Regions from separate parts of the Homo sapiens genome. Here region 2 is linked to region 1. A link is a loop called in an ENCODE intact Hi-C map of the cell type or tissue named here. Cell type or tissue: dorsolateral prefrontal cortex. All regions are shown on one strand.

What was found. A loop is a pair of places that touch in the nucleus more often than their neighbours do. Peaks named below come from ENCODE experiments on the same cell type or tissue, not always from the same donor. Only the 100,000 strongest peaks of a DNase experiment are listed, where the experiment ranks them.
Region 2: it touches region 1 in a loop (4-fold over the local background); 5 of 110 quality-filtered maps call a loop at or near these places.

Annotation. Positions count from the first base shown.
Region 1 is chr15:28,122,776-28,130,775 of GRCh38, forward strand. HERC2 (HECT and RLD domain containing E3 ubiquitin protein ligase 2) reads right to left here. Exons shown (of 93, transcript NM_004667.6): 82 at 7,728-7,819; 83 at 7,388-7,527; 84 at 2,231-2,418; 85 at 1,262-1,459. Among named protein-coding and RNA genes, the nearest start is that of OCA2, 27 kb to the left of the region's middle. In dorsolateral prefrontal cortex, CTCF peaks have their summits at 849 (motif pointing left), 1,059, 3,468 (motif pointing right), 3,673 and 1 weaker place; DNase peaks (open chromatin) are centred at 876, 3,096, 5,486 and 5,946; H3K27ac peaks cover 2,346 bases.
Region 2 is chr15:28,188,834-28,196,833 of GRCh38, forward strand. HERC2 (HECT and RLD domain containing E3 ubiquitin protein ligase 2) reads right to left here. Exons shown (of 93, transcript NM_004667.6): 51 at 7,628-7,736; 52 at 7,382-7,521; 53 at 3,128-3,318; 54 at 2,306-2,411; 55 at 2,132-2,223. Among named protein-coding and RNA genes, the nearest start is that of OCA2, 94 kb to the left of the region's middle. In dorsolateral prefrontal cortex, CTCF peaks have their summits at 3,150 and 3,349; a DNase peak (open chromatin) is centred at 3,198; H3K27ac peaks cover 605 bases.

The sequences.
Region 1 (8,000 bases):
TCCCCTGCTCTCCTGCAGCCCCAGCAGGTGCCAGATGCTGCTGCCCACCGCTCCCCTACCACACACCAGCTCCCACCCATGCCCCGCTCACAGCCTGCACAACGCTCACACAGGGCCAGGTGGGACGTGCCCTGCCTCTCACTTTTTTTCTCCCTACAAAGAAAGGTTTTTTTCCTCTGTGCTGCCTATTATCATCACCACTTTGAAGGATTAAAAAAAGAAGGTAAAATTAATCGTTTGCTACTTTTTATTATTGAACAGTAATTGAAATTATGTTTCCTATCCATTTTACCTGCCCAAGATTTCTTCTGCCTCTCTCATCAGAGAGATGGTCTTTCCATTAAACACAAGCCTGACCACTTCCACCCTCAGGCACACGTGAAAGTAAAATGAATGTACCAGTCCTGTTCAGCAGAAATCGTTCTAGCCAAGTGGAAACAAAGCCGGTCTTTAAAAAGTAACCTGCTGGGACAGGACTCCAAAACATTGCAATTTTATTAAATCACTAAGAATGGGCCATAATATTCGACAACAAAATACATTAGAGAATCACAATCAGGATTAGTGGTCCTCAATCCAATTCTATAACTTTTCCCTATACAGAGATGCCCCTACCGTATGGTAATTAGCCCCTTCAAGATCATCTTGTCAAGCTGCTTGCCAGAAACTAACCCAACTTCTAGAAAGCTCCAACTATTAGCAACATCTACAGGTCAAAACCTGCCTGGTGACTTTCAGATGCCCTCACTCATGACTGTATTATTCACCACCTGTTAATTCTCACTTGGCCAGCAATCTCTACACATTCAGGCACGGACCTTCGAGGTGATATATCTGTGACTCCTGGCCCCCTCTGCTGGACATCCTGAGAGAAACAGCCCAATCGCCGGCCTTCCTGTGTCAGTGGGGACTTGCCATAGCCACAAGGCCAGGCAGGCAGAGAAGGACCGCAGGAACAAAGGCTTAGTTTATGAAGGCCCCACCTCATCCTTCTGGAGCAGTGAGAGGCAGAGATTATGAAGGAGAGATGCAGCATCTTACTGTTTGCTTTTAATATAAACTCCAAAAGGGAACAGATTTTTGTCTGTTTTCTCATTGATATAAAGTACCCAGAACAGAGCCTGGCATGCAGGAGGCATTCCGTGAACATTTGCTGAATGAGCTGTATTCTATGTGTTCTATTCCCAGTATAGGAATTCTATTGGGTTACATGTACTGAAGACACCAGTTTCCCCTAGAGCAAAGATTGCCACTTGAATACCTTTCCCTGGGATATCAGAATTCCTCGGAGAGTGTCGAACCCAACAGAAGGCCCGAGTCCAGTTTCGTCGAGCGAGCCTTCCAGGTCGAACATGGGGATGCAGGGGCAGAAGAGCTCGGAGAGGTGGTGCAGCAGCAGCAGACGGTTCCTCAGCGCAATGATGGGGATCTCCTGCAGGTGATTGTACTCCATGGGGACCTAGAACACAGAAATGGCCTTCAGCCCCTCAGGCACCAAAGGCACACGGGGGCCAGTGTGGCATCCATTAAGGATTCTGAAAACAATTGTTTCAAATACAGAGAAGCACTATGGTGTCTGAGTTTGGTTTGCACAACCTCACTGTGCTGCTTTTAAAATAATATTCTGTCCAGTTTGACTGTAAAAAAAATTAGTCTATACAAATAAATTCACTAAGAAATGTGAGGCATGTACTAGCAGAACAGTTTGGTGTGGAAGAGTTTGGTGTGGGTTATAAGATATAGAAGGTGATACACACTGTACACACAGAATATTGGCTGGCATGAACATTCAAGGTTCTTTTGAGACAGGGTCTCACTCTGTCACCCAAGTAAGAGGGCAGTGGTGCAATCACTGCAGCTTGGACCTTTCAGACTCAAGTGATCCTCCCACCTCAGCCCTCAGCCTCCCAGGTAGCTGGGACTACAGGTGCATGCCACTATGCCTGACTAATTTTGTAGAGACAGGGTTTTGCTATGTTGTCCAGGCTGGTCCTGAACTCCTGAGTTCAAGCAATCCGCCCACCTTGGCCTCCCAAAGTGTTGGGATTACAGGTGTGAGCCACCACAACCAGCCAAATATCAAGGTTCTTAAATGCACTGTGTGGTTAACATTTACTGAGCCTGAATTATTTTCACCAAGAAGCCTCTGTAAACACACAACGACAGGATGCAGCATGTGACAGGAGCACACTTTGCTTGCCCCCGACCCACCCAACCTGCCCGGACTCACCTGTGCAGGGAGTTTGCCAGCACTGGCGGGCTTGCTGGTCGACCAGGCGAGGGTATGTGCTGAGCCACAGGCCACACGGTTGACCTTCTTACCCTGAAGGGCAGCTACCAACCGAGGCCTCTGGATGGCATTGGTGGTTCCGTCTCCCAGTTGTCCCTCATCATTGTCGCCCCATGTATAAACCTCACCTGAATGAAGTGAATTTAGAATCAGAACCTGTATACTAGGGCCAACAAACGCATGGCTGCCAGTGTCTTCCCACCACACACAGCACCAACGCTCCCTGCCCTTCAGCTGGTGTTGACCTAGTTGTCAACTTTACATATGACCTAGACATGAATGTCTGCTTTAGGTATGACCTAAACATGAATACATGCTAATTACACATCCAAAGAGGCGAGTATACTTCCCAGGACTCTCCACAGCCCCTGTTGGCCACCAGGCCTCTTCTAGTGAGAGACACACAACTCTGGTCTTAAGCCTCCAACAGTGTTAGTTCTCAGGACTAGGCATGAACAGCAGCAGTTCTCCATCAGAATAATATTAGAACAGATAGCAATATCCCGAACATCCCAAATCCATCTAATATTAAAACACATAGCAATATCCCTAACATTCCAAATTGCTCTTGCATGCGAAACAGAAAAGAAAAAGTCTGTTTTATTTATTTTATACTTTTTTTTTTGAGACAGGGTCTCACACTCTGTTGCCCAGGCTGGAGTAAACTGGCATGATCACGGTTCACTGCAGCCTCAACCTCCCCAGCTCAAGTGATCCTCCCACCTCATCTCCCAAAGTGTTGGGATTACATGCATGAACCACTGTGATGAAGTCTCACTTTGTCGCCCAGGCTGGAATGCAGTGGTGCGATCTCAAGCTCACCGCAACCTCCGCCTCCCGGGTTCGAGCGATTCTCCGGCCTCAGCCTCCTGAGTAGCTAGGCTCACAGGCACGCACCACCATGCCCAGCTAATTTTTGTATTTTTAGCAGAGACAGGGTTTCACCATGTGGGTCAGGCTGGTCTCGAACTCCTGACTTGGTGATCCACCTGAAAATCTATGTTTTTAAAATCAAAACCACAATGTGATACCACCTCACTCCTGCAAGAATGGCCATAATAAAATAAGAATAAAAAAAAATAGATGTTGGTATGGATGTGGTGAAAAGGGAACACTTATACTGCTGGTGGGAACAGAAACCAGTACAACACATTGAGATTTTCCCCCACTAGAGGGCGATAAAAACTAACAACAAGCTATCTGTGAAAACGCGTTGTGATGGAAAGCATTTTCCACGCTCCACTATGGAAAAGTATGGAGATTCCTCAAAGAACTAAAAGTAGATCTACCATTTGATCCAGCAATCCCACCACTAGGTACCTACCCAGAAGAAAAGACGTCATTATTTGAAAAAACACTTGCACACACATGTTTATAGCAGCACAATTTGCAATTACACAAATATGGAACCAGCTCCAAAGCCCATCCATCAATGAGTGGATAAAGAAAATGTGGTATATATACACCATGGAATACTACTAGCCATAAAAAGGAATGAAATGATTGCATTTGCCACAACCTGGATGGGACTAGAGACCATTATTCTAAGTAAAGTAACTCAGGAACGGAAAACCAAACCATATGTTCTCATGCGATGAGGATGCAACGGCATAAGAATGACACAATGGACTTTGGAGACTCGGGGGAAAGGGTAGGAGAGGAGTGAGGGATAAAAGACTACACATTGGGTACTGTGTACACTACTTGGGTGATGGGAGCACCCACCTCTCAGACATCACCTCTAAAGAGCTTATTCATGTAACCAAACACCACCTGTTCGCCAAAAACTTGTTGAAATAAAAATAAATTTAAAAAATAACATAAAAAAAGAACATGCCGTTTCTGTTCATATCCTAAACATAAGATTCACCATTCGCAAGAATCATCACACTTTTCAGTGCACCGTGTGGGACCTCAACCAAGAAATACCACCGGAAAATATTCTCAGGCAAGGTCCCTGGTGACCAGGATGGAAACAAGGCTCATGTTCTCTGGAGACACCATCAGGATTGTCAAATCCAGAGAGACTCCTCGGGTGTCTGGAAAGTGTGACGCCTGCGTGGTCAAGGGCAGTGTACTTGTCTCCTGCCCCTGCCTGCTCTCCACACGTTGGTCCTAAAGCCACGAGGCGGGTGTCGCACACACAAGGTGAGGAGGGTGTCTCTGCAGACGCAGCTGGGCATAGGGAATGAGTCTGTGAGAGTGAGGAGGGCTTCCACCCAGGTGCTAGCTCCGAGGGGAGTCAGCCAAGACCCCCACATGCAAGGGGAGGAGCCACACAGGGGAGGATGAGATGCTGGTTATGCACGGGGGGAGTGGCCAAATCGCCAGAAAAGAAAGGATCTGCAAGGTTGCCATGAGAAAACTGGAATGAACCCTGTGGATCCAAACTGGACCTGGGGATACTGGTGTGAACTCACAGTTTTCAACAGACATCAAACATAAACCAGGGTATTGTTTACATTACTATTCCCTGGCTTTGTCCACTGAGGAGGTCTGGGGAGCGGTGACGCCTCAATAGCAATGAGCACACCCATCATCCAGACCTTGTCTTCTCAAGGCCATTCTCCTCCACAGATGCCAGGGCTCCTTGGAGAAATGGCCAGGTCGAGGCGTGGGGCATGGCGGGAACAAGTGGAGGCTAATCATCTTCTTCTGCCAGAGCAAGGAAGTACTCCCAGACAACGGGGACACACAAAAAGGGGGCAGAGCCAGCCAAATAGAGCACAACTAGAGCATCAAAATAAATAGACTATATACCCCAATGAATACATTAGGATCCATGATTCCCACTCAGATAAAACAAATACATGAATTGATTCAAAGCTGCATGAGAAAGGAATATTTAAATAGATTCAGGATGTCCCTACTAAATACTTGTTAATTATAAAGAATGTTCGCAGTGAAAAGCATGGCAGACAATGTAACCAAGCAACTGTAGTGAGCATCATCAGCAAGCAGACAAACTGCATGTCACCTGCAAGGATGAACTGTGACGATCAAAGACACACAACCCGAATCTACGCAGAAACATCGCAAAAAATCCAAACAGAAGAATGTGCTACAAAATAACTGGTGTCAAGTTGCAAGAAGCCCAGGAAGACGAGGAAGTGAAACGATGATGCCAGGCACTGAGAGAGTGTCACAGGACAGAGGGTACAGCTTGCCAGCTGACTGGCAGGCAATGTGCTGCAAATGGGCATGGGCGTCAGGCGGGGTGGGGGAGTGTGAACTGGCTGGCAGGACGAGCCTCCCTGTTTGTGGGAAACACACTGAAAAGCTCAGGACGCGGCAGCAGGACAGCAACTCACTCTCATGTGGACTGGGATAAGCAAGTTCTAGGTAATGTACTTCCAACTGGTTTGCTTCCAACTGTGATTTGTCTCAAAATTTAAAAGAATTAAATAAGTCAAATAAAAAGTTCTGGATCAAGAACTACAATGTCCTTCCACTACAGGCCACAGAAGTTGCTCATTCATCCATGAGCCTCTTCCCTCAATGAAATGATTAAAGGGTGCATGCTTATATAATTCACCAAAGGCTTTAACGAGGAGCACAGTTTGTGCGAAGGCCATGTTAATGAAAGATGGCGCCCACGTTTTTCACTGCTGCCATAACACATCCCCACAGCCCGGCTGGCTTAAACAACACACACTTAGGATCCTTTCGCTCTGCAGGTGAGAAGCCCCGCATGGGTCTGTCTCCCTTCCCAGAGGCCCCAGGGGAGAGTTTCCTTGCTCATTCAGACACAGCTCAGTTCTCTGTGGGACTGAGGTCCAGGTTCCTTGCTGGCTGAGCTATTCCCAGCTTCCAGGGGCCACCCCATTCCCCAGCCCTGTTCCTCCACGAAAGCCAGCAACAGAGGGTAGAGAGCTCTCAGACTTTGAAAATCTTTCTACTACCTCTTCAGTCACATCTCTGACTGACTCTTCTGCCTCCTTTTCTGATCAAAGGGTCTGTGTGATTACACTGGGCCCACTAAATAATCCAGAATAATCTCCATATCATCAAGTCAGCTGACTCACAAACTTCATTTGACCTGAAAAGTCCCTTTTGCCATTGTGTTGGGGTTCCCCGGACCGCCCCACGCTCCTGATTCTCCAGCATGACTTACAAGACTCAGCATACACTCCTCCTCACAGTTACAGTGTATTATGGCAAGAGGACACAGAGTAAGACCAGCACAGGGATGGGGACCTGTGGCAAAGCAGTGGGGGAACCAGGAGCAAGCTTCCAGAGTCCTCTCCCACAGGAGCCACACAGGACGAGCTTAACTGCCCCGGCACTGAGCTGTGTCAGGTGCTGTCTGCCGGGAAGCTGGGTAGAGACTCCAGGCCCAGGGTTTCCATCAGGGCTGATCACACAGGCACCCCCTGCCTGGCGCGTACCAAGTTCCAGACCAAGGAAAGCAGATTTCAGCACAGAACATGTCGCTTGTACAGACAGTTCAGGCACAGTGAACCACACCTACCACCTAGGGAACAGGGGATCCCTCCCGAAACCCAGGTTCCCAGACACCAGCAGAGGGCCAAGCCTGCAGCAGGTCTGTCTAAGGACACGTCTCAGGCTGGCTGCTAGCTCTGTTCTGCACAGCCCAGTAATAAGTAATAAATAGAACTCATTCACAGGTTTAACAGCAGGGGCTGAAGATGACAGGGCCAAAGCCCTGCTGACTGCAGATAGATTCTCAGGACACAGTATAAGCCTCTGCCTCCTTTTTTTTTTTTTTTTTGAGACAGTCTTGCTCTGTCACCAGGCTGGAGTGCAATGGCACGATCTTGGCTCACTGCAACCTCCACCTCCCGGGTTCAAGTGATTCTCCTGCCTCAGCCTCTTGAGTAGCTGAGATGCAGGCGCGCGCCACCATGCCCAGCTAATTTTTGTATTTTTAGTAGAGATGATGTTTACCGTGTAGGCCAGGCTGGTCTCGATCTCTTGACCTCGTGATCCGCCTGCCTCAGCCTCCCAAAGTGCTGGGGCAACAGGAGTGAGCCACCACACCTGGCCTGTGCCCCCTTTTAAGGCTGCGCATGTCCTTCATGCTCAACCCTCTTAGATTCACAGGCCTCAGTCCTGCGGCACTGAGCCCCTACCTACCATCCTCTGTGCAGCACACACAGTGCAGGGAGCCAGTGGCGATGGCGATGACTTTCTTCCCCTGCAACCCTTGGACCTGCCGAGGCCTTCGAACATGGTCATCTGATCCATGGCCCAACCTGTGATAATCGCCTTTGCCCCTGCACACAAAGGAAGCATGGAAATTATGGGGCAAGGTGATCTCACTGACCACCCTGACCAGCCTCCTGGGCAGCCTCTGCTGTTCAGGACACAACCATAGCCTGCTGCAGAAGCTACATTCCCATCCATGAAAAGGTGGTGCACATACCCCAATAAAAATCTGGTTTTAGTGGGTTTAAACAAACAGAATCTTGCGTACCAGGTATAAACAGCTCCAGATTTGGTAAGGGCAACAGAAAACTGGGATCCGCATTCCACTTTAACTACTCCAAGACCAGTAAGAGAATCAATCTAGAGGGGGAAAAGGTTCAATTAGACAGACAGCAACAAGGCTCCTGCTGACTGCTATAACCACACTGAGATTTAACTAAATCTAGTAAGAATTCTGAAAACTTGTACCCATGATGAATAATTAGTGCAACATAAAATCATATTCCACTTAATCTCAGCACTCTCAGGAGGCAGGCGGGAC
Region 2 (8,000 bases), 66 kb after region 1:
TGCCAGCACTTTGGGAGGCCAAGGTGGGCAGATCACCTGAGGTCAGGAGTTCGAGACCAGCCTGGCCAACATGACAAAACCCCGTCTCTATTAAAAATACAAAAATTAGCTGGGTGAGGTGGTGGGCACCTGTAATCCCAGCTACTCGGAAGGCTGCGGCAGGAGAATCACTTGAACCCAGGATGTGGTGGTTGCGGTAAGCTGAGATCTGCCACTGCACTCCAGCCTGGGCGACAGAGTGAGACTCAGTCTCAAAAAAAAGAAAAGAAAATTCCCATAACAAACTATTTGTACAGCAAAGGCCATGCTTAAGATGCAGTGGCTCCACAGGAATGGTACAGTCTAGTTCTTTGGTCAGCTGGGGGCATGCAGGTTAGGTCAGGAGTTTTCCATTTACCTGCAATGCTTCGTATTTCTCATGTACATGACATACACTAAGTATCACAGGATGAATGGTTTTGAATTGAAAATTTCTTGGATTAAAGATATCTTTTACGAATGATAATCTCCATTGTTGATTTAATTACTTAGTTTCTGGTTTGGCTAAAGTAAAAACATCCTCTGAACTATGTAACTAAGGCACTCTACAGGCTGTATTCGGTTACATTGCAATAAGTTACCAGTAAAATGCATTAAAACTCAAGATTAATTTTTTCAGATAAATTCAATATTATCTTTCATTTTTATAGTTTGCCAATTTCTTCACTTATTAGCACCACTGGTATTGGCTATAATGAATCAGTGTATTATGAAATAGTTCCATGACATTCCAGAATAAATGGTAACTACTGTGAATGTACTACGTATTTCAAAATAGCTAAAAGAGAGGATTTTAAATGTTCTCACCACAAAAAAGTGATAAATATTTGAGGTGATGGATACATTATTTAGCATGATTTGATCATTCCACAAAGTATACATGTAACAAAACATCACAGTGTTCTCCAAAAATAAATACAAATTATTACAAATTACTATTTGGTTAAAACTAAAATAAAACTTTTTTAAAAAATGAATGGTTAACTACATTTAATAATTAAAAAATAAACTCATCAGTTATAAACTTTAAATGAATACAAAAATCAACTATTTGATATTTTTATCTGCTATCATTATAATTAGTCTACACCAGACAACAGTATACATAGTACAAAAATATCTTTTTTTTTCTTTCTTTCTTTTTTTTTTTTTTGAGACAAGAGTCTGGCTCTGTCGCCCAGGCTGGAGTGCAGTGGCACGATCTCGGCTCACTGTAAGCTCCGCCTCCCGGGTTCATGCCATTCTCCCGCCTCAGCCTCCCAAGTAGCTGGGACTACAGGTGCCTGCCACTACGCCCGGCTAATTTTTTTTTTTTTTTTTTTTTTTTTAGTAGAGACGGGGTTTAACTGTGTTAGCCAGGATGGTCTCGATCTCCTGAGCTCGTGATCTGCCCGCCTCAGCCTCCCAGAGTGCTGGGATTACAGGCGTGAGCCACCGCGCCCGGCCAACAAAAGTATCTTAATTTGTCTTATTTTACATATATTTAATGTATTAAAAATCATGCTGACATCCTATGTGGAAAGGTTTACTAAAAATTTGAGAGAGAGAGATAATTGCTGATCTGTAGTATGTGGGTACTGTTTAAAAGAACCTTCACTGATTCTTTCAAACTTTTCCAGAGATAAACTTAGACTCATTTTGAAAGCTGCCTTATTAACCAAAAAATTGCCACTCCGTGACAAGTTCAGCACTTGATGCCAACAGGTGTGACGACAAAAAAGCAACTTCAGCGTCACATATATGGTCAGGAAAACCACCAGAAACTGAGATATTTAATGAAAACCGAAGTGTTCAGATGCAATCAGCAACCTAAAATGCCTGATGAAAACTTTTGCTAGGAGCAGTTACCAAGTATACCTCTGCTACCAAAGAGAGTGAGAATGAAATTTGTTTCCTTTTCAAGCTGAACTGATAAGCAGCAAATTCAGTTGTACAAAATAAGTTGTATCTTTTAAAGTGTCAAAATTTAAAACAGAAAGAACCAATTATTTAAACGGGGAAAAACTGGGCTCAATGCTAGTATAGAAATGGCCAAGTCACCTCCCTTGTCATCTGTAAATCATCCAAATGGAACACTAGCATAGCTACTTACCTCTGTGCAGTCATTCAGAAGGGGCACTGTGGTGTCAGAAGGGTTAATATTGATTGTCTTTAGTTCAATAAGGTTATTCAGGGAATTTCCACCTAGGAAAAAATGGGTAAAGAATCAAACAAAGGCGTCTTTATTATAGAAGGTACTTCTTTTTAGGTAAACTAACTGAATTACCTGACACTACAACCAGGGACGGCATGTAGCTACTGTCAGCAGGATCTACGATCATTTTTAATCTATGAACAAGAACATCTGGGAAAATCTCCAAACGAATCCAGTGCTTTAGAAAAACAAAAAAACCACATTCTCAGTTAGCAAAATTCAGCTATATTTTAGCTACTACAATAGTATCGTTGAAGCTTGAATCTACATGAGATTTTTTCAATATAAAATGTAGCATGAGAGAGAATTTTCCCTCAACCTGGCAGCAACAAGAATATTCTACGCCATTCTTTGATTGTTAGAGAAAAGTCTCACTCTAAGACTCAGAAACCATGTATCTATATACTCCTGGCCTAGGGTGGTCCTTTTACCCACCAAGTGAGTGACAGAAAACACTACAGTCGAGATGGAGAAAGGCCCTGTCCTAAAGTCTGACCTGTGTGCCCACGAGGTGCCTCCACGCGTTGGTGTAATCACAACAGCACTCCAATGTGCAACACAAATTTGCTAGACTATACTAGAAAAACTTCTAACCAGAAGCAAATCTGAATTCATACATTCTATGCAGGAGAGGAGGAAAAAAAGCCTGACCACATCCTCTATCAAGTGGTCAGTTAGATAAAATCTATTACTCGTATTGTTTAAAATCTCTGACAATAAAATTGGATGGTATATAACTCTAACTTTGAAATAACTTATAAATTAAAACATAACGTGAGTACTGACAGGTGCTATCAGCAAAACTTTGCAGGCTGCTCAAAGTTCATTTTGAAAATGTACAAGGCAAAACCATCGGTGTGAAAGTGCCCGCTGCTGTGCCCTATTAGATGCTACCTTTCCTTGCGACCCCGATGACTGCCAGCAGGGCTCGCTGCCGTCAATGAGACGGGATGCCTGGTTCACGGAGGACGACACATTCAGGCTCTTCACCATGCGGGACCAGCTGTCCAGCAGCATGCCTGGCTGGCTGCTGTGGCAACGCTTCAGCTGTTTTCCAGAACGGCCACAAAATACCGCAGACTGACCTATTTCGTGATAGTCAAAAAGAGAATTAACCCTTGCTGAACTGGGGAGAAACATCATGATCAAGAATATTACATAGTAAGGAGCTTCTTAAAGAAAAATAGAAAGTTTCAAACTGAAAGGAGTTAATAAATGCCACAAATGGTTTCCCTAGTCAAGATATAGTTACACCAATTTATGAGATGAAGTCCACATAATGCTATGATTTATTCTACTAAAACCTCCCAGGGAACAACAGCAGATTAATATATTTCCAAAGAAAACAAAATAAGCTGTGGGAAAAGTTCAATAACAGCACTCACAAAAACCATTCTTATTAAAAATGCTTTTATAAATACAAGGCAAAAAGTAAATTGTAAAGTGCTTCCACTTCCATTAATGGCAAATCTGGAATTCAACTGGCATTCCCCATCAAAGACAACTAGTAAAGCCAGACAAAACACTCAAAAATAAATAAATTCTCTTCGAACTATCAGAATTCAGGAGAAAATAAAGAATTACAAGGTCAGAACCGCAGGAAGACCCGAGGCGAATGGAGGTGTCAAGATGACGCACACCACGGATCAGAGGCTGCTGTTCCCTGATGGCATCACCAGGTTCCAAGCAAAGTCCCTGAGACGACACATAGCATTTTGACAGCCTCGTGAAGGGAAGGGAAAGGAATGGGGTCCAGAAAGACCAGGAAGGCTGAGGATGCTACAGAAATACAACCCACACTTGGAACCCCAACAGGAAATACCCCAAAAGTCAGAGTGAACTATGAAGGGTTTTTGGGTTTCCCTTTTTTTTTTTCCAACAGATTGCAACTCAGCATAAAATCATCTCAATCAATGAATGCTGATTAAGGTAAGCCCAGATAGTCACTAACCTTTACCAAGTAGCTCACAGAACAACCTTCTCTCCTCCATTCCTTGGAGAACAATAACATCTTAGCCTCAAAATGAGTCAAGAAATAACTTTTTAAATACAATGTCCAGTACATAATGACACATGAAAAGGCAAGAAAATATGACTAAAAATTACCAGAAATGATAGGACAGAAACAGACCCACAAAGGCTCCATATATTGGAGTTAGAAGACACAGACTTTAATATAATAACTATGCTTACTGTGTTCAAAAAGATAATATTTCAGCAGAGAACCAAAAACTACTGAAAATAAAACAGAAAGACTAGAACTGATAAATTGAATAATTAAAATTAAGAACTTAATGAGTAAGTTTAGAACACACTGAACTCAGCTGAAGAGAAAGTAAAAATATCTGGAATGAAGAACTGAGGAACAAAAGTTTAGAAAACATAACAAGAAGGTAAAAGATCTGCAGGACAGAGGTTAGGCCTAACACAAATGAAAGAAGAGTCCCCCCAAAAAGATAGAAAAGAGAATAGAGCAGAGGCAACATGTGAAGAAATACTGAAAGACAGAATTTTCCAAAACAGACAACAGATATCATGCCCCAGAAGCCCTACCAACCCCAAGAAAGATAAACATCTCCATGCACATGTAAAACCTGTGCAAGATGAAAACAAAAAGACTCTCTGAAAAGCAGACGAAGGAAAAATAAAATGAACCACAATTAGACTTCCATCCAACTTCAGGAGAAATAATATAAACCAAATTGCAATGGAATACTATTTTTAAAGTGGTGAAAGAAAACACCTAGCAAAAAGACTTTTCAAAAATAAAGGAGAAATAAAGACATTTTCAGACATACAAAAATAGACAATTTGTAACCCACAAAGACACATTTTTAAAAATATCAAGGGGTATCTTCAGGCAGGAGAAAAACAGTATAGATGGAAAATTAAAGAGGAAGAAAAAAGTGGAGAGAAATTACAAAGTATGCAGAAAAATCTAAATGAATATTGACTACATAAAATCATCACATGCCCCACATGTATTGTTTGATCCTTTGACCTTTTTTTTTTTTTTTGAGACAGAATCTCCCTCTGCCACCCAGGCTGGAGTGCAGTGGCACGATCTCGGCTCACTGCAAGCTCCACATCCTGGGTTCACGCCATTCTCCCGCTTCAGCCTCCCGAGTAGCTGGGACTACAGGCGCCCGCCACCACGCCCGGCTAATTTTTTGTATTTTTAGTACAGACGGGGTTTCACCGTGTTAGCCAGGATGGTCTCGATCTCCTGACCTCGTGATCCACCCGCCTCGCCTCCAAAAGTGCTGGGATTACAGGTGTGGATCACAAGGTCAGGAGATCGAGACCATCCTGGCTAACACGGTGAAACCCCATCTCTACTAAAAATACAAAAAATTAGCCGGGCGTGGTGGCGGGCGCCTGTAGTCGCAGCTACTCGGGAGGCTGAAGCGGGAGAATGGCATGAACCCGGGAAGCGGAGCTTGCAGTGAGCCAAGATCACGCGCCACTGCACTCCAGCCTGGGCGACAGAGCGAGACTCCGTCTCAAAAAAAACAAAACAAAACAAAACAAAAAAACAGGCATGAGCCACTGTGCCTGGCCGATCCTTTGACATTTTTTGGAACTTTTGTTTGAGCATATGACCCACTTAGCATATGACTGGATTTTATGAACATTTTCTGTGTGCATAAAAGAATGTCTTCTATAGTTCTGTTAGATATGTATTTATATAAAATGTATAAAATTTTGGCTGGATGCAGTGGCTCATGCATGTAACCCCAGCACTTTGGGAGACTGAGGTGGGTGGATCACCTGAGGTCAGGAGTTCAAGAGCAGCCTGGCCAACATGGTGAAATCTCACCTCTACTAAAAATACAAAAATTAGCCAGGCATGGTGGTGGGAGCCTGTAATCCCAGCTACTCGGGAGGCTGATGCAGGAGAATTGCTTGAGCCCGGGAGGTGTCAGTTACAGTGAGCCAGGATCGCGCCACTGCACTCCAGCCTGGGCAACAGAGTGAGACTCCGTCTCAAAAAAAAAAAAAATTAAAATATGTTAAGAACATATAAATCAGAATGAAGATAAATGATCTTAAAGAGAACTAAGGTTTTTGCATTGTTTAGGTGGAGAATATACTAATAATAGATTTAAATGAGTCAAAAATAGATGTTATAATTAATATCTTCAGTAACTACTAAAACTAAAAATGTATATAACATATGCACTCCTTATACACAGAGTGAGACTCTGTCTCAAAAAAATAATAATTAAAAAACAAATAGAAAAGTTAGCTGAGCGTGGTGGCTCAGGCCTGTAATCCCAGCTACTCAGGAGGCTGAGACAGGAGAATTGCTTGAACCTAGGAGGCGGAGGTTGCACTGAGCCAAGATCGTGCCACTGCAGTCCAGCCTGGGCGACAGACTGAGACTCTGTCTCACAAAGAAAAAAAGTGATATATGCATACAGTGGAATATTATTTAGCCATTAAAAAGGATGACGTTCTGACACATGCTACAATACGGATGAAGCTTAAATACATTACGCTAAACACAAAAGGATAAATCTTATATGGTTTCACCTAGATGAGATGTCTGGAGTGGTCATATTCATAGAGACCAAAGTTAGATTCAAGGTTACCAGGGTTGGGGTAAGGGGAAGTAGGGCAGTTAAATTGCTTAATGGGTACAGAGTTTCTGATCGGAGTGGTGAAAAGTTTTGGTAAGAGACAGTTGTGATGGTTGTGCAACACTGTACTTAAGGTACTTAATACCCTGAATTATAAACTTAGAAAATGATTAAGTGGCTAATTTTAAGTTATATATATTTTGCCACAATGACAAATACAATAAAAGGTATATAAATTAAAAAACTCACTCTCCATCTAACCAATTCCACATGCCATGCAACTAAACACTTACTAGTTTCTTGAGATTCTTTTAATGTTTCTTTATGGAAAAACAAGCAAACAAGCCTAGTTATTCTAATTCTTCCCCGACACCCCATCCTGATTTTTTTAAAAAGCCAGCCAGTCATCAGCGGGTAGGACCGTCACTTCCGTCTCACTGTACTCACTCTACAGAATTACTGTATACATAGGAACCTTAAAATAACAAATTCCAATACACTGTGGTCCACAATAAGTATTTCATTAATATTTGGTGGAAGAGAGAATATAAACATTCTGCCATACCTGGTTCATTTATTCTGCCAAATGTATGCCTGGTATTGTGTTTTTTGGTCTTGAAACACGTTTCACAAAAATCAAAGTCATCACAGTTTCTGCATTTGAATCTGGATCCATTGATAGGAAACATCTGACATCCATCACACCTATTTGTAAAATAGCAACTGAGTTAAGAAAGGTCATTTATTAAACTTAATTCAACAGAAAACCATTCGTCCCAAAGCAAATCTAGCAACCATAAAAATAACTCACGTAACCCCAGGATGAATACTGGGTACCAACTCCATTTCTGATAGCAACCCAGTCCAGTGAGACTGCTGGGGAAAGTCGACAATGATATCTTTTCCATTGGCACTGAAAGCTAGGACAGAACAGAAATCACCTGATCCATCTTCCTCTTCACCAATAAAAACCTGAACTTAAAACTGCACCTAGCCATGTCATACTACATTGTAGTTATTTGTTTTTTACAAAGAGTCTACCTTTTAGAGATAGGTACTAAAATGCTTATGGATGAACTAATACATGATGTCAGCGCCTGGTTTCAAAATAATCACAAGAAGGGAGCATGAATAATTTTGGCCTGAGGCGACAATCGTTAAAGCCAGGTAATGAGCACATGGAG